Regions from separate parts of the Homo sapiens genome. Here region 2 is linked to region 1. Evidence: read pairs that join two places in POLR2A ChIA-PET (ENCODE). Cell type or tissue: GM12878. All regions are shown on one strand. Links, peaks and the distances in the headings refer to the core of each region. The heading gives the core; the rest is flanking DNA.

The links. Peaks named below come from ENCODE experiments on the same cell type or tissue, not always from the same donor. Only the 100,000 strongest peaks of a DNase experiment are listed, where the experiment ranks them.
Region 2: POLR2A ChIA-PET joins it to region 1 with 5 read pairs; 2 of 35 experiments call an interaction of 5 or more read pairs at or near these places.

Annotation. Positions count from the first base shown.
Region 1 is chr3:349,281-359,780 of GRCh38, reverse strand. CHL1 (cell adhesion molecule L1 like) reads right to left here. Exons shown (of 28, transcript NM_006614.4): 10 at 10,238-10,422; 11 at 5,010-5,141. Among named protein-coding and RNA genes, the nearest start is that of CHL1-AS1, 31 kb to the left of the region's middle. In GM12878, for the core only: a CTCF peak has its summit at 5,231 (motif pointing right); a DNase peak (open chromatin) is centred at 5,250.
Region 2 is chr3:268,573-277,065 of GRCh38, reverse strand. All of the region lies in intron 2 of CHL1 (cell adhesion molecule L1 like), which reads right to left. Among named protein-coding and RNA genes, the nearest start is that of CHL1-AS2, 75 kb to the right of the region's middle. In GM12878, for the core only: no CTCF peak of the experiment used is centred there; a DNase peak (open chromatin) is centred at 2,972.

The DNA of each region.
Region 1 (10,500 bases), core at 4,166-6,665:
TGCTTCACTATTTAACCACTTCATGTACATTGCTTGTATATTTCATTTTCCCAGGAAGACTAAACTCTTCTTGAGAAAAAGGGCCAGATTTTCTACTTTGGGGCAATAAAACCTTCCCCACTCCTGATCCAAGTATAATTCTGGGAATATCTTTTGGAAATGAGAATACCTAACATGAGGCTGGGCATGGTGGCTCATACCTGTAATCCCAGCACTTTGGGAGGCTGAGGCAGATGGATCACTTGAAGTCAGGAGTTCAAGACCAGCCTAGCCAACACGGCAAAACCCTGTCTCCACTAAAAATACAAAAATCAGCCAGGTGTGGTGGTGCACTCCTGTAACCCCAGCTAGTTGGGAGGCTAGGCAGGAGAATCACTTGAACCCAGGAGGTGGAGGTTACAGTGAGCCAAGATCTCGCCACTGCACTCCAGACTGGGTGATGGAGAGAGACTTTAAAATAAAAGTGAAGAAAAAGAAAAGGAAGAAAAAAAAGAATACCTAACATTTCTGATGCATTTAAGGACCAAAAACTCTACTGGATGTGGCACATGCATGATCTCACTGACACTGCTCAGAACTCGATGGATCAGCATTTACATGGCCATTTTAAAGGTGAGGGGACTGGATTACAGAGAAGTTGGATGACACATCCCACAACATTTGGCCACTTTTCTGACTCTAAAAGCCCTGCCCTTGCTATGATACTATGTATGTGTATATCTTTATCTATATCTATAGTATATATATAGATATAAATATATATTATTATATTATATATAATATCCGTATATAATATATATATATATAACATATATTTTATATATATAAATCCAGTGGGAAGGAAAACATGTTAGCTGGAAATGTCAAGGGAAGGGCACAAATGCAAAAATTTTTAGTTTAAAGGACATTACAAGATTAATAATCAATCGAATTCTACTTTTCTGATTGTCTCTCCATTATACGAGATAATGACTATACTAAGCTTTAGGTTCTAGAAAACATGAATACTACATATTGAAATAAAAGACTTACACATCTTTTTCTGCCTAGGAGTCACAAATGAAGATTTTTTTCACTTGACTGTGAGCTCTCTAAGGGCAGGACCTGAGTGTGAGGTTGTGCAGTGTGTCCCCACTGCCCAAAGAGCAGCTACCAGAGAAAATCCAGCCAGTAAATACTTATTGGAATGACTTAAAATGTTAGGTTGGGTAACCTTTATTCCTGAAAGGCCCCTGTAAGTAGGCAAAACAATAGCCCCTGAAAGATGTACACGTTCTAAGTCCCAGAATGTATGACTTTGTTACTTTACATGGAAAAAAGGGACTTGCAGATGTGATTAAGATTAAGGACATTGAGGTAGGAAAATTATTTCCTACATCTGGATGACCCAAGTGGGCTCAATGTAATCACAAAGCTCCTGAAAATCAGAAGGCCCTCCTTGGCTATGGTCAGAGGGAAATGTGACCATGGAAGGATGGTCAGAGAGATGCAGTGTAGCTGGCTTTCAAAATGGCGGAAGGGAGCCAGGAATGTGGGCAGCCTGGAAAAGCTGGAAAAGGCAAACGAAGGAATGCTCTCCAAGCACTTCCAGGACATGGCACTGCTGACATTTTGATTTTAGCCAAGACTCGTGTTGGACTTTTACAGAAATGTAAAATAGTGTACATGCACTATTTTAAGACACTAAGTTTATGGTAATTTAATTTGTTACAGCAATGTTAGAAAACTAATACAATCCTGTTGAACAATTTATCACTTATTTCTTGCAAATTAGCAAGATGAGTAGCTCTTCCAAGTTTTTAAAGGCTAAACTCTTTAGGAATGCTGCAAAGCACTGAGTCTCTAATCCCACTCTTCACTTCCACACCCCACTCAGGGTCCTAAGACTTTCAGAGTTAACGCCATCCTCCCATTTAGTTCTCCTTATCCCGTCTGATCCATGCATGGCTCTGAATTAACACTGCATTACAAAAGTAAGAAATTAGACTATATAAATGATACTTTATTTAAGTAATTAAACATTGCTTAAATCTGCCTGTTGGCATGGGTATGGAAATTGTTGTGTATTGACAAAGGCTAACAGAAGCTCCCAGGATTCAAGAAGGCCAAGTCTTTATAAAACACACTAGTCCTGACATACTTCAGAAATTCTTTCTCAGTTTTGTCTTTGGTCAACCCTGTGAGAAATCATGCAATAAAATGGACGAAACTTCAGCTCTGGAGTTAATCCTTCCTGGGTTTAGTTCCTGGTTTTAAATGTACCTGGGTTGCATTCTCCAGTAAGTAATGTAACCTCTCTGAGTCTCAGTTGCCAATGGAGAATAATAGAATCTATTTTTCAAGCTGCTACGAGGTTCAGAAATATCATATGCAAAGCATGTGAAAAGGGTTAGTCCGATAATCAATAATAGCAATCATTTTGATTTAATTTTGAAATAACATGGGGAAAGGATATATAACCTCTAAAACTAAAATAAGCTTAAAGAGGTTTCAAATCCTCTAGCCAACACTCTGTCATCAAATATCCCAGCCTATAAAAGTTTACGACCTGTTTGCAGGGCAACAAGTAGAGCCAGGGCCAAAAGCTGTGAACAGAACACCGAGCTTGGATTCCAGCCACCTGGCTTTGGTTTGAAGTCTACCATTATTCAGCTGTGTGGTCTCGCATAAGTTTATTTTCAGCCTTGACCTCCTCATCCATTAACAAACCTATTGGCTCAATTTCAAAATAAATCCAGAAGCCAACCATGACTGCCACCAATCTAGCCCTGAGCGCAGAGCCTCTCAGATGGCCTCCTACCTAGTATCAATCACACAGTCCATTCTCCATTCAAAGGCCAGGAAAATACCTTGTAAAAATGTAAATTAGATTGTGTCACTCTTCTGCTTAAAATTCTCCAAGAGCTGCCTAGTGTATTCTCAAAATCCCAAGGCCCTACTTCGATGTTCATCTTTACCTGAGCTCTGGCCCCTTCCCCTGCTGGCGGATCTGGTGGCCTAGGGCTGCCCCTTGCACTCCCTCAGCTTCAGTCACACTCACCTCTTTTCTCCTCCTCAACACACCTCTCCACTGAGACAGCACTTTCCCTGCTATTTAGGTGGCTGACTTCCTCACTTCCTTCCCATCTCCACTCAAAGGTAAATTACCACAGGGGTCTTACTATTATGATCTTAAGATTGCAACTCTGGGTCCTGAACCTCTTTCAGGCACTGCCCTTACCCAGCTATTTTCTGCTTTATCACACCATAGCACACACTCATGTGTTATTTGTCTAATGGCAGGAGAGCAAGGATTCCATCCATTTTATTCACTGTTGTATATCTCAAGCATGAAGTCCAGTGCCGGGAACATAGAAAGTACCCCATAAATATTATTGAATGAACGAATCAGTTAAATATGAATAATAGCACCTCCTTTATAAAGTTCTTTTGAGGATTCTAAGTAATTTGTGAATGTCTTTTGTAAACAGCCAAATACCATCCAAATATAATATTTTATGATTTTGTGTTCCGGAGAATCTGCGTTCCTTACTTTTGTAACCTGAACATTCATTATAAACAAAAGTTGCTTTCATTTCCCTTCGTCTACCCAAAACCTCATTATTATTTTTCATTTTTTATTCTGTTCCCTAAAGAGATGAAGAGAAAAATCCCAAATCTGAAGATAGTTAATAATGAGGACTAAGGTTTCCTGAGTGTCTGTTATGGGAAAACAATACCAACCAACCATACCTTACGGGGGGCTGTTTTTGTGGCAGTCCCCGTGCTAAGCATTCTCTGCATGATGTTTCCTTTAATCCACAAAACAACCCCGTGAGTCAGTGTTATTTTTATCCCAATTTACTGATGAAGAAATGGGTTTGAAGAGGGTCAGTGATACTCCCCGTCACGCAGCTAGTAAGTGGTAGAGTCAGTATGCAAACCCAGGCAGTCTGGCTCCAGAGTTTATAAACCATCACAGTGCTCTACAGATGAATCACTGCCCTAGGCAGCTGGCCACATTTTTTTTCATTCAAGCACAACCAACCGCCACTATCTCCATTTTGCAGTTTAAAAAACGTAAGCTTGGGGAGATTCAGAAAACACCTCAAGATGAAACAGCTGGCAAGGTGCACATCCTAGACGGGACCCGAGGTCTGTTATCCACCAAGTGGCTCACCCTTGACTTGTGCAGGCCCCAGAGCAAAAGGACAAATGGAAGCCACTATCGTACCTGCTCTTAATTAAGCAATTGACACGTAAAAATATGTTCTATCCTTCTTCCTGAACAAGGACATCCAAAATAATCTGAGCTCTAGGTTCCAGTGGAAGATTTGGGGACTCCTTGGAGCTCTATGCTGAGCATGGTGAAATGGGGAGAGTTGGCCCTCAGTGCTGGGCCATTCCTGTCTTTCCCCGCCCAGCCCATTTGGAGTGGGCTCAGGGTGGACCGGGCATGGGGATTTTCAGGTCTTTGTGCTTGAGGTTGGTAGCAAATAGGCAGTAATGGGACCATGTTCAGACTTGGGATGCCTCCTTTTCCCTGAGGATGCTTTCAAATCATGGAGACAAGCGGGACCAGAGGGTGATCAGAGCAAGTCCCTTAAAAGGGCAGAGCCCAGGACAGGTGTTGCTGTTGCCTGAGCCTAAAGGAGGTCCTGACTTTGAACCTGTGCCCTCAGCTGCTAGGCTACTGTTCTGTTTCTTCTCAGGGACAGGAACAATAATTGGCTTTTTTCCTTGGATGCATCCTCTTTCTCATTCAATTTTCTTTTTAAAAATTAAAAATCTTTATTCTTATATATAATTTATAAGAGGGCACAGGCAGTATAAATATTATTTATGGCTCTTCCATGAATATCAAGTCTTAACAACCAAATTGCTTAGAAATAAACAATCTCTGATTTGCTGGTTGTATCTGTCCTGCTAATCCAACCACATACCAACTTCATTTTACACACGTCTGACCATCATTAATCCCGTCAAACCAGGGCCTTCAGCATTGCATTGCAATTGGTTTTTAAACTTACTGTCAACTGGGGAGCCATTGACTCTCCACTTGATTGTGGGTTGAGGTTCTCCTTCAGCCTCACATAACAAGATGCCATTGCTTCCGGTGCTATACACAGCACTCTGAGGCTTCTTTGTCCAGCGAGGAGGCTCTGGATGTAAAGTGAAGAGCTCATGAGAGATGTTATCTATGTCAAAAAGTCCAAAAATGTTAAGGCCTGTATTTCTACTTTGCACCAGCAGAGGGCAGACACCACAAAGGGTTTCATAGTAGCTCTTTTTGGTAAACTTGCTCTGCAAAGCAAGGTGGGAGCTGCTTTTGTGTTGTATGGTGTGTGTGTGTGTGTGTGTGTGTGTGCTTGTGTTTAATTTGGACTCAGCATGTATCATACATCAACATACTGAAAATAGTTATATACAACCATTTTATTTAGCTATACAAGTAGCTACCCCACTAGGAAAAAATGAGGGAAGAATAAGCAGATGGTGAGTTTATTTAGAGCTCACTACAGGTTATTTTCAAGCTGCAGCATGGCATCTAAAAAGGTGGATACACAAGAATTATATTGTAAGAATTTTAAAAATAAAACTAATTAAAATATTTAATGCTTATTTTGAATATTTCTTAGTGATCTTATAGCATTTATACATATAATCTACTTGAAAAATATTATTTCCTAGAGTTTTTTTGTAAGAGGGGAGAGAGAGAAGCCCAAAAGCAGTGTTTAGCTTTCTGCAGTCAAAACAATGCAGCAAAATATACCTTAAAATTACCTGTATCTTTCTATGCCCTAATGCTCCAGTGTAACAATACTACAAAGTATGTCAGAAACAGATGACACATTTTACTGGATTTCCATGTTTTTATAACTCTATGTTTTATAACTTCATGAATATTGCTATGTCAGGGGTAACTAAAAGGTTTAGATTAAAGTGTTGATGGTTTGGATAATTTGATTTCAGAGAAAATTGCACAAAACCTGCAGGTAGCAACTCCCATCAAGTGTAGTTTGGTTATTTCCCCAAAGATATTTTAGATTTCCATTTTTAGCTAAAAACGAAAGTCTTCAAAGATATATGTATGTATACAATGAAAAAATATCATTAAAATTTTTCTAAGTAAAGGAAGAAAAAGAGGATTATGTAAAAAGGAAAGAACTGTAAGTTCATCAGAGGAAACAAAAGTACACAACTAGCCTTGGCAAGTTCAAGTTCAAGTCCAAGTGAGATAAGTGCCTTTGTAATTACTCCACAGGGTGTGGACTTAATTGTTAAATTCCAAGTTAAATATCTGTATTCATAAGCTGTACTACCTGTAAATGTTTAGTCACTTGGTTTAAAATACACTAGTCCAAATTATAAACTGCGATCATTTTCTGAGGTGAAGGTTTATTTTTGTCTATTTTGCATTTTTTTAATGATATCCTTACTTTTTTTCTGGTTATTTTAATACAACCAATATAAAACTAAATATCTGTAAGTTAGAGAAAAATATTCCATGAACATGAACATTATGGCATATCATATTTATAATAGAAAATTACAACTATTGCTTTCAACGTATGCAGAAATAAAGAAAATCAAGCAATAATGATATTTCTGTAAATCTTCTTGAATAATTACTATTGCCATTAGGATATTTACTATTAGGACTATTAGTAATATTAGTATTACTGAAAGAGGTTCCAAATTATCACGTCATCCAATCCTTTCATCTTACAGACAGAGGGCTGAGCTTTGGAGAAGTTGCCTAACTTGCCCAGGCCCACCAGCAAAGGAAGCTCCAGTTCCTGTTCTCGCCATTCCACAGATAAATACACAGCAACTATGGATGAGCAGCATTTAGACTCTGAAGTCATGTGGTTTTTGTTTCTAATTTAGTGTTATCTTATGAATTTGTATCAAAGACAGGAAAGAAGGCCAGCCCAATTTATGCTTCCAAATCCAAGCTCCCCCAATATTTATCAACTGACTCAAGAAGTTCTGAGCATTCACTAGGCTTCCTCACTATACTTTACCTTAACCCTTCTTTATAAGCTTTCTTTATAATTGCTTGAAAATTTACTTTAATGCTTTTCATCCATTTCTCCTATAGAAGTAAGCTGGTCCTGAATCATGTAATATTGGGAGGGACTTGAGTCAAGCTTGTTCTGCTCAGAAACAGCTGCTTCTTGAGCCTTAAAACCAAAAATTCTGAGGAAAAATACCATCCTCATAGAAACCCATTCTTTTATCTATTATCCTAAGACATATGGTAACAGATGAAAATTGCTTATGTTGAAACTTTATGCATTTTCTCATAATTGTAAATACAAAAATAAGATGATAAATATTTCTCATGTTGCTGGAAACAGATGCAAATGTCTGAACATTGGGACTATATATTAAGCAAGCTAAATAGAGATGTTTATCACTAGGAAAAAAACAAAATAAAACAAACTTGGTACCTATAGAACATACAACACTGGTTATTTTTAGTAAAACTGTTTCTTCACAGGTTCTTATTAAAATCTATATTTTAATAAATCAAAACTTGTTAGGTTCAACAAAAATTGGATTTAATCGCAACATTTTAGAAATAGGTTTGTTATTTGAAAACAAGGATTTCTCAAGTATATTAATGACTGAGTTGCATTTGATTTTATGACAACCTTTGAAAATGCAAAAACATTTTGGATTATACTATGGCTCTATAATTACATATAAATGCTTTCCTATTTCACTTACTAAAATTCAAAGGCTTTAAATAATTCAAAAGTTGACAACATAAAAATTATTGGTGGGAGCTTATTTTTAAATAGTCTATTGAAATGTGATTGTGATTATATTTTGATTTCTGGATGTAGACTGTTTTAGATGTCACTATAATATATCTCTTTTTATTGAATGTGTAATTAATCATATCTTAGATATTTAGAATATACAGTTGTACCTAGTCAAGACATCCTGGCTGCTTTTGCTCATACATATTATAGGATTTGAAGTGCAGTCTGATTTTATATTTAGGATGTTGCAACCTAAATTACAAGCTCATAGTATTTGATTATATTATGTTTGGTAATAGGAAAGACATTGCACATACAGAAAGAATCCAATCGAATCCATGATTTTACTTAAGCACAATGGGTGTTTTCAGAATGGAGTAGATTTTCAAAATATACAATAGCATTGCTATTTTCTCACATGGCAAATCCTTATTATTTAATGTGGGCTTCTAAAAAAGAGACAAAAAAGGAAAAGGAGAGGGTGCAGGAAGGCAGAAAAAATTGAATAAACACGAGCTCATCCATCCAGATGATTAACAAAGTTTTTATTTATTACCTCCACACTTTAGAAAAAAAAGTAAAGACTTCTTAAGCTCAATTTGTTTTTCATGTGTATAGGTAAAGAGAAACTTCAAAAACATACAACTGAAGGTACATTTAATAGTTTCTTACTAAAGAGAGAGGATTAAAAGTTCTTCATAAAAACATCATTTACATCTCAATAGTGCTAATAGCTGTTTTATGAGTAGTGAGAACAATTTGTTCAGGAAATCTATATTCCTTTGGAGTCCTATAGTCAACATTTTAAATTGCATAATTAATGTTACATCTTTGATTTCGTTTTTTGCAACCCTTGCAATTCTTTTGAAAGGTTTGGTTTTATAGTCAAGAAAACTGTGGCCAGATTGTTAAAATATTCAGCTACCGTAGCTATGTTCCAGCCATCTGGAAGTGTTTCTAATAGTCAGCAACTTGGAGGAGAATCTAACAATTAGATATGTCTGGTTCGTGGGTGTGTGTGTGCCAGGGAGGGGAGGAGGGGGTTACAGAAAAATACCCCTGTTGCACGATGTAGCCAAATTATATAGAAACATCAAATGATGACTAAAAATATACATAACATAAATCTTTCAAACTCTTCTTCCTTGAATTTCTTTGTGAATAATTTAATGTCAAAGGAATATATCACTGTTTGGCAGATGTTGACGTTAATGCATATCTATATAAGTTTTGCTTTTGTCAAGTCAAAGAAAATAAAATTCTCAACTTCGGTTTTCTATTCTTCCTACCTTAAATAATAATATGCATTATGGAGAAGGCTTGGAAATGCAGTGTTATTCCAAACAGGGGTTTGCCTAAATCAACTGTGTTAACATTTACTTGGGAGGAGAATTTGTGTCTGAGTCCTTTTTTTTTTCCATTAATTTAAACAACAGGCCATTACTTAGGTGTTCCTTGTGGAAACTAAAGTTTTAAGAGGTGAACTTTACTGGAATATTAATGGGTGCCTAGAGCACTAGTTCACTAAATTGTAGTCTAAAAAGAATAATTCCTTTCAGTAGCTAAGCTTACACTGCACTAAATAAGTACAAATGCAGTCATCATTCCATTAATTTGATCAATACGGTCAACTACATTGTAGATAGAAAGCCTCAGTGTGATTGGATCCACAGAAAATAGTCTGTGTCAATCACATTCAGAGGACTAGACAAACTTCACATCAGCCAGTCACAGCACTAATAACTACATTCCACATTTAAATGGTATCATCTTTGCCTACTTATTCCTATAAATGTAACTAATACCAATAAAACCTTGATTGATCAAAATCTCTGAATTTACAGAGAGAAGATGACTTGAATATAATGTTTTTGCACTTTTTGAGAGAATTAATATTATAGCATACAGTCTATTCTTTTTTGCCTGTAAGTAACATACTGAATTTATCATCTGAACCCAAGATATGGATTACAAAAGTGTTATATGCAGGAAAGAGCTGACACAACAATTTGCCTGCCTCTTTCACTTCTTTGGTGAAGAGCCTGAGGTACGGAGAGTGAAATAAATGGCAAAGGGCACAGCAAGTTAAATCCAAGCTTTCTTCCAGGCTCATTTTAATACTTCCTTTCATCATAATCCTTACTGCTGCTTTTATGATTTAATATTATGAAATGTATATGTGTATTACAATAAAAATAATTTAGGAGACTAGCTTTAATGACTATTTGAATAAATCATGTAAACTGTCTGTGTTTAATCCCTAACATGAGATCTTTTCTTGTCATTTGTCCCTTCTATGTCATTTTGGGGCGTAAATGACAAACCTGCTTAGTTGAAGTGTAATATAATTCAATGCCCGCACTACAATTAAAAGTTGAAACTGCTGACCTGTTTTAACATGTATGATTTAGAAGCAAGGCCTACTACATGTATACAGTTACTTTTTTGAAAAGCAGAGAAATAGACCAACATGGGAAAGGTACCTTCTACTATAACGTGAAAATCGTGAGTGGCTGTTCCCAAGAAATTGCTGGCTGTGCAGCGATAATTTCCTTTGTCCTGGTAGGAGACATTCTCTATCTTCAAAGTCTTGCCATAATTTTCTTTTGTTTCTCTCCCCTTTGGTAAGTCACCACCAATTTTGTTCCAATCAACCTGTGGAGTTGGCCTGCAAAAAATAGTTAAATAAATAAACATTTTTTTAAAAGCGGAAAGTAAAATACAAAGAAAACCTTAGGACACATCC
Region 2 (8,493 bases), core at 1,540-4,039, 80 kb after region 1:
AATAATAATCCTATGAGGCAGGTACAATCATTATCTCCAATTTTCAGATGAGATCATTTGGGTATAGAGAAGTCATTTGAAAAGTCACCAGCTAATAAGTGGAGTGCTTTAGAATGGAACCCGGATAATCTGGCCCGGAGCCCATACTCTTTTTTTTTTTTTTTTTTTTTTTTTTAGGAGACGGAGTCTTCCTCTTTCACCCAGGCTGGAGTGCAGTGGCATGATCTCGGCTCTCTGCAACCTCCGACTTCCAGGTTCACGCTATTCTCCTGCCTCAGCCTCCTGAGTAGCTGGGACTACAGGTGCCGGCCAGCATGCCCAGCTAATTTTTTGTATTTTTAGTAGAGAAGGGATTTCACCCTGTTAGCCAGGACGGTCTCAATCTCCTGACCTCGTGATCCGCCCCCCTCGGCCTCCCAAAGTGCTGGGATTACAGGTGTGAGCCACCGTGCCCAGCCCCAGAGCCCATACTCTTGAACTCCATGCCATGCTGCCATTGAAGTCTTTTTGAGATCAGTGTACGACTCTTTTAATCAGGAGATTTTCCTTGGAACTGAAGTTCTTCTTGCCTCTTATTGAAACCTCATGGTCAAAGGCAGTTGAGTCACTGGATTCCAATCATGCTGCAAACTATAAAACACCAGCTTTCTTCCAAACAGGCTAAACTCTGCAGTTTCCTATCTCCAACTCCTCAAAAATGTCTGAGAAGAAAGGTTATAACACTCTTAATGTTGTGACAATCCCAACCTTCAAAGCTCAAGTTGATTCATTTGATATATTTTATTGAGTATCTACAATGGACACAAATCATATACAATATGATTGGTGGTGCAATATAATACTTTTAATATAGTGGTGAATTAAACAGACATAATGATCTTTACCTTCACAGCATTTTAGACAGGTCGGAAAAATATATTATAAAAGTAATCATGACAATGAATATATAATATTTATCTTAATTTTTAAAAGAATAATATAAACAATAATAATTTCGACTTTAGAGTTCAACATATCTTTAACCCCAACTCTTCTAATTATTAGTTTTTAGAACAAAAATTACCTTCTTAAACATTCAAGTTCTAAGTTTTTTCATATGTTAAAAGGGTTTTAAGGATTAAATAAGGTAAAATATAAACTACTTAGCCAATTGTTTGGCACATAGTATATATATACAATTAATAATATCCTTAATCATGATTGCTAATAATATTTAAATTTTATACTAGTTTTTTTATGTAAGTTTATCTTTGCACTAGCATTCTTTTCAGACTGAGATCTATTCTTTAGAACACAGTAATAGGCTTTGTTTTCAGCAAATAAAGATTTCTCATTATAGAACAATAACAAGTTTATTGAATTCTTCATTCAAAATTCTCATGAATATATGAAGTTAGACTCTTGGAAAAAAGGCCAAACATGTGGACCCTACATGTCTACTCTTCCCTGCCTATGATGTCATGAAAACCATCTGCTAGCTTTCTCTGCAACAAAGCAGTAAATATTTTGCTATAGGTAACAAAACTGTGTCAGTCCAGATAGCACCTAAAACAATTCATAAGATATGGCTTTGTTCTATAGAGATGTGGTAAACCTAGGCCTACGGTTGCCATCAATATATAGCAAGAGGAATAAGAAAAGAATATTATGAAGTTTAAAAGAACCCATACACAACTGGAATGCAAGTAAGATGTTTGCTACTGTCCTGCAAATGAGTGGTTTCTTTTCTCAGTCTGACAAGGGAAATCTGACCAGTGAATATGAAGTTTGAATAAATAAATTATTTTAAAGTAGCAAAATGCCTCCATAACATGTTAGCAAATGCTAGATAATGAGCCACACTGCGACTAAGAGCCTGACCCCTACCACTTAGCAGCTGTGTACACTTGGGCAATCACTCACCCATTCCTTTAAGGGGCAGTTTCATCACTAGTAAATAGGTAGAATATCCCTAACCCACAGGCTGTTTCAAGAATGAAGTTTCAACTGTGTGCTGGTGCCATGCTAGGCAACGAAGTTGCAGTGGTGAGTAGGACCACACTGCTATCCATGCAAAGAGAATTTACTGTCTAAATGCTTAGTTAGAAAAGAGAGATATTGCTTCTTGTCTCATAAAAACACTGATAGTAAGCTACATGCGTCCACCAGAATAATAAATGAAGATGCCACCAAGATCACAGTAGTATATACAGAAAGCAACAGGATTCAATAAGACATCAATAATATTTCTTGCACACTAGGAATTGGGTAAGTCATTATACAGATAAAAGAAACAGAGAAAATTGTGCATCAGTTTTGACAGATACACCTGTATTTCACAAATTGTGGAAAAAAGTTATCCAACTGTAGATGACTTAGATGCTCCTGAAAATGGTAAAAATTATCCTGTTTACACTTTGAGCATCACACTGTATGCTGCTTACAATGAAAAGAAGCTATTGGTAACGTGTCAGCCTACAGCTCACTAGAGTAAAAAAATAAACCAAACAGTAACTGTGCCAGACTGTTCTAGTACAGCATCTGAGATTAGAATATTGTGGGTTAATAACCTTGAAAAGCAGTTATTTCCCCATTTAGCTAATCTGAACAGTGGGTATATGTATTCTGCTGTTTAAAGACAGCTTTAGTCAGCTTAATAATTTGGAATGTTCTTTTTTTGAGCATGGTTCAACTTAGGCAAACACATTCCTATTAAAATAGTAAGATTTCTGAATATTACCTGGAATGTGTGTGGGGTATATGTGTGTATGCACTGTGTGTGCATGTATAATGTTTTAGGGTGACCAGAAATTGCATGTGGTACTCTGTCTAGATCTGCTTTTAACAATCTATCCAGAGATGGTGACTGTCATGAAGTGATCATTGAATTGAGATTTGGGAGGATGTATAGGTTAGTTAGTCAAGGAGGGAAAAAAATGTAGTGAACACGACAAATGAGTACATGCAAATTCTCTGTTTTCAGACTGGCATGGAGAACAGAAACTAAGGAGGAAAAGGTCAGTGAATGGAAACTGGTGAAGTGAGAAGGGATTTGGTCAGAGAGGAGCCTCCCTGCTGCTGAGTCTATTTCATTGAGGCTTTGTAGGCCATGTAAGGAGCTGATCTTTACCCAAAAAGAATGTGAAATCATCAACACATTTTAGGCAGAATTATGGCGTGGTCAAATTTGTATTTCAGAAAGAATTATCTGGTTACAGCATGGAACATTACAGTATAGGCAAGAGTAGATTGGAGCAGTTAGGAAACACATCTAGTAGAAAAGCAAATTTAACATAGGCATATTACCATCCTACCACCTCTAATTTAAAAGGCAGAAACATTATAACTTAAAAATAAGAAGCATTCATAAGAGATATATACCCTTATTCTTTAAAAGAAGTCATTATGATAGAAAACATAAATGTGACATCAAAATTCAAGATTCTGATAATTTCGTGACATTTACATTTGGCCTTGCACAGAAAAAATGAGAGAGAATAGAAAAAGAACGTGAATATATTAAATATAGCTCCAAGCAAATATTGATAAGGCTTAATGGCAAAACAATAAGGGACTGGAGGAAACAAGTCTTGAATAAGATTAAAGAAGGTAACACAGAGGCTAAGAGAAAAATGATTAAGTCTAGGAGTGATAATTGTCTTTATGGAATTAAAGAGCTTAAGAGCTTGTGGAAAAACATAGCTAAACTAAAACATATTGATTCAGGTTCTTGGGTAAGGAACTCTCCTTTGGTCCAGGTGGGGCAAACTAACCACTTCCCAAGGGTGCAATAATGTGGCCAGAGAAACAGCAAATTCATTTTGATCATGAATAATTTATTGACCTGTTTCTAGCTATCGCACACTCACTGATGCCAACAACACTGAAGAATGCACAAAACTTCATAAAGTGCTGAATTTACTCCCACCTCCTCACTGTTTGTGAAATACTACCAAGCTCCCACTTTCCTAGGGTCTTACACCTGCTCTACCCTCCACCTGAAGACTTTCCCAGATCTTCGCAGAGATGTCAGTCAAATCTCAGGTTCAAAGGCACCGCTTCAGAAAGACCTTCTTTCATTATCTAGTTTAAACCAACTTATACCAGCTTAATAGGAATGATCCCTAGGTGGCCCTTCATTATCTCTTCATTGATTTTGCTGTCTGTCATCTCCCTAGATTAGACTGTTGCTCTCATAAGGGCAAAACTTGGTCTTATTCACCTCTCTATCTCTAGCACCAAATGCCTGGCAAATATGGGAGTTCAGTAAGTACTGGATGGATGAAAGACTGAATGAATAAAAGGATGAATCCATTTGGGAGCAAGTGCCAAGGAGTCATCTTTATGATCATCTTTGGAATTTTCAATACAAAATACGTCCATTGCTGCTTTGAACTATTTGAACATAAGCTCTTCCCTAATCCTGTAACTTATTTTTCATAATGTGAACAACTCTACGGTATTTCTAATTGTAAGATCTAAAATTCCCTTTTGCCTTAGATTTCTTGCAATTGAAAATGCCATGGCTAATAGGCTAATACACTAGTGTACTCTATTAGCTACCTGAGGACAGAATATGGGTCTTAATTATCTTCCCATTTCCAAAGAACGAAAACATAGTCTCTTGTTAAGAATGCAGTTTGCCTTCCTGAAATATTTCTGAAAGTAGACTTGAAATTGATGAGATAGAAGTATTTCTATTACCAAACCTAAAACCTGGAAAAAGACTATAAAATCTATGCAAAAACAACAAAGTATACCATAATGACAGGAATACAAAAAACACAAAATTATGAATTGGAAATATGCAACAACTAATGTAAACCCCTGCACAGAGTAGGCACCCCAATATTTTTGGCATTGCTACATGTGCTTATACAAATGTAATGTGTTTCAAATAACAGTAGCAATATTACAGTAAAGCACAAAAACAATGAAAATTTTAACTAATTAATTGAAACAAGAATTCCCTGTATTGATAGCAACTGGTAAGATTATCTATATGAATGTTATTTATAATAGAAATATAAAAACATTATTTTCCCAATTCTATTAAATCATGCTACATTGCAGAAAATGTCTACCATATGATTTTACAGTCAGCACCTATCAAAAGAGTATTTTATCACAATGTGATTTTTAATAGCTAGAGATATGACTACCAAATGGAAATGTTACAAATACATGATCTCCACTTAACATGAAAGATGACTTTTCATAAGAGTGCTTCAAACATCACATGTGTATTAAATGGAAGAACTAAGATGCTTCCCCAACACACAATATCCTTACCCACATTCATCAATGTTCACTTTGATTTCCCCTTCCTCTCTCTGTGGTTTCTCTGAATCTATTTTTCAGATAACCTTATCACACATTTCCTGATTTCTACAGCTTAGCATAAAAATATCAGCCTTCTCTGCTCTGCGCGCTGGCTTTCTATTTATGCCAATGTTCATTCAAAATTACAAATCTTTAGCAGTTTTTCTCCAACCATAAATGAAAGCTTCCAATATACAAATCTTCTTCATTATATCTTGCGAGAAATTCTCTTTGGATACCTCATGTAATATGAGTAAATAATAAGAGCTACTATATATTAGACACTGTCTTTTCATTTAAATTTACAAAAGTGCAATGATTTTTTTGAGACAGGGTCTCACTCTATTGCCCAGGCTGGAGTGCAGTGGTGTAATCACAGCTCACTGCAGTCTCCAACTGCTGGGCTCAAGCAGTCCTCCTGCCTCAGCCTCCTGAGTACCTGGAACTACAGGCATGAGCCACCAACCTCACCCCATTAAACAATAGCACAATAAAGTAGGCATTTTTGCTTTCATTTTGGTAAGAGAAAACTGAAAATCAGCGAGTTAAAATGACTTGCCCGAGTTCACAAAAACTTTCCTTCCCCCTCCCCACAATCCTTAGGAAATGGAACTTTGGCCAAAATATAAGAATTTTTTTTTGATTGGAGCAGTATTTTTGGCTTTTCACAGGGTGATAGATTTAAAACATGTCCACAAACTCTTTGACAACTTCCCATTGAGAGATGAGGCTTATACCTCTCTCCTTGAATTCAGGCTGGTCTTAATGATATACTTGTAACCAATTATTCTAAGGTGTGATCAAACAAAGCTTTCTACTTCCTCTTGGTTCTGAAAAAGCCAGCAGTCATGCCTGAAGTTCAACTACCCTGAGACTGCTGTGATGGAGAGGTCACACATGTGTGCACCCTCAAGTCCACAGCTCCAGCTGAGCTCCCAGTTGGCAGCAGACGTCCACTACGAGCCATGTGGGAAAGCTGTGGTGAGCAGCCAGCCCAGGTGAACCTTCATATAACTGCAGCCCCAGCTAACAACTTGACTGCAATTGCATTTAAAACTTTTAGCAAGAACTGCCCTCTCTATATTCTTAATCCACAATATCGTGAGCAAAATAAATTATTGTTTTTGGCCACCAAATTTTGGGTAATTTTTTATGCACTAACAGTAACTAGAACAACAGGTAGATGTCTCATCAGCTTGGTTCAACGGAAACTTCAAAAACAAGGCAAGGCTCATTCTTTTGCACCCGGATCCCCTGCCCTTTCTGCCTACACCTGGGATCTGTCAATGACAGTGCTTCCAGGTCCAGGTGGTAAAAACACCAATCAGGTCTCTGTAGTCTCCCTTTCAACCTCGCTACCTATGATTGGTTAGAAATAATATTGAGTCCCAGGGTTTAAATTCAGGAAAAATAACATGTGAAGCCTCATAGAGTTCTCTAATCCAGCTGTAACTGGTTTATCAAAGACCCTCATTGGCCTGAAATATTTCCATTTTTTTTCTTCAAACACAGTTTTCCACACTATTTTTTGCCAAATTCTCCTTTCCCATGCCTTTATGCATTTGATTCTTCCATAAATCTCAAGTCACCTTCTGTCACTAAAACTCAGTTTGATTCAAAATATTTCCCCCTTCCCCCCATTTCTGGCCAGAACTATGGCTGGAAGGAGCTGAAATGAAAATAAAAGAGCGTTGTCTCTTTTTTGATTCCCCCTTCCTCTTTAGCACCTTGGAATTATCACATCTCTTCTAGCCTGGCCCCTCTACTGGGTCAGGTTCTGCACAGGTCTCAGGTACTTCCACCTTCATCCCACCTTCCTCCAGCTTCCTGGAGATCTCACTGCCTCTTGCTGCTTTTGTCACTGTAGCCTGTTACCAACCCCCTTAGATGAGGTACCAGCAACAGCTCAAGCCCAGCTGCTTAATACTGGGTCTGTTTTGGCTGAGTGTGGTGGCTCATCCTTGTAATCCGTGCACTTTGGGAGGCCAGGGCAGATGGATCACTTGAGGTCAGAAGTTTGAGACCAGCGTGACCAACATGGTTGAAACCCCATCTCTACTAAAAAGATAAAATTAGCTGGGCATAGTGGCGCATGCCTGTAATCCCAGCTACTTGGGAGGCTGAGGCAGGAGAATCGCTTGAACCCAGGAGGCAGAGGTTGCACTGAGCCAAGATCATACCATTGCACTCCAGCCTGGGCCACAAGAGCAGAACTCCATCTCATATATATATATAGAGAGAGAGAGTCTTTTTTATCTACAGAACATTCATGTACCCCACCTGGGCTGAAAGGCGAGAATGTAGGTGCTCCACTGACCCTCCCTACCATCTCTCTCCATTTTTCTCCTATCTGCCCAACATTGGCACAGAAACAGATTCGGAAGTTCATTACTGATTCAGTTAACTAAACAGGGAACATTTGCAAGTCTCCTTCTTTCACGTGCACCAGTCTGTACAAATGATTAAGTTGGAGCCCTTCACTTGACTTGAGATGAGAAAAGCGCTATAGAAGGAATCCCATCTGATCATAAATGATGCACATTCCACAATGCTAGAACATTTCAAAGAGCTACTCTCCTCCTTCCTGCCTCCAAAACTTTTTGTGCACAAGCCGAGCAGCTGGTTGATGGTTGGGGAAATTGAGTTTTTTCTTTCAACTCTTAAGAAGCTCCTGAGACAGGATTCTGACCATAATTTTTTGCTTCTCTCTTTAGTAAATGGTATACCAGGCTAATCTCTGCATGCAGCTGTGAACTCTAGTTACCAATTTGAGAGCAACAACAGCTACAACAAAATACAAAATCCCACTCAACACCCTTTAACATTCATAATTACTGGGGAAGTGTAAACAAAGCCAATATTTTGCCATCTGATTGAGCTCTGCCTTTAACCCTGTATTCTCGAATACTGGAAGAGAGGTAGAGTGAATTATTTCTTAAACCTAACTCCTAATAATTGAACTCAGGATTTGAACTCAAATCTAAATAATTCCGAAGATTCTTTATTAATTGTTTTCTGTATGCTAACAAGACTATAAGATGTATAGCTGCCTCAAAGTTAATTCTTATTCAGTTTTGCAAGATATATTTATGGCATGTGCAATAATATTGAGGGAAAGAAGAAACCTGTATTAACTGAAGTAGGAAATCTAATCCAAAATGTGTACTGAGAGCATAAGCTAGTCATTATTTT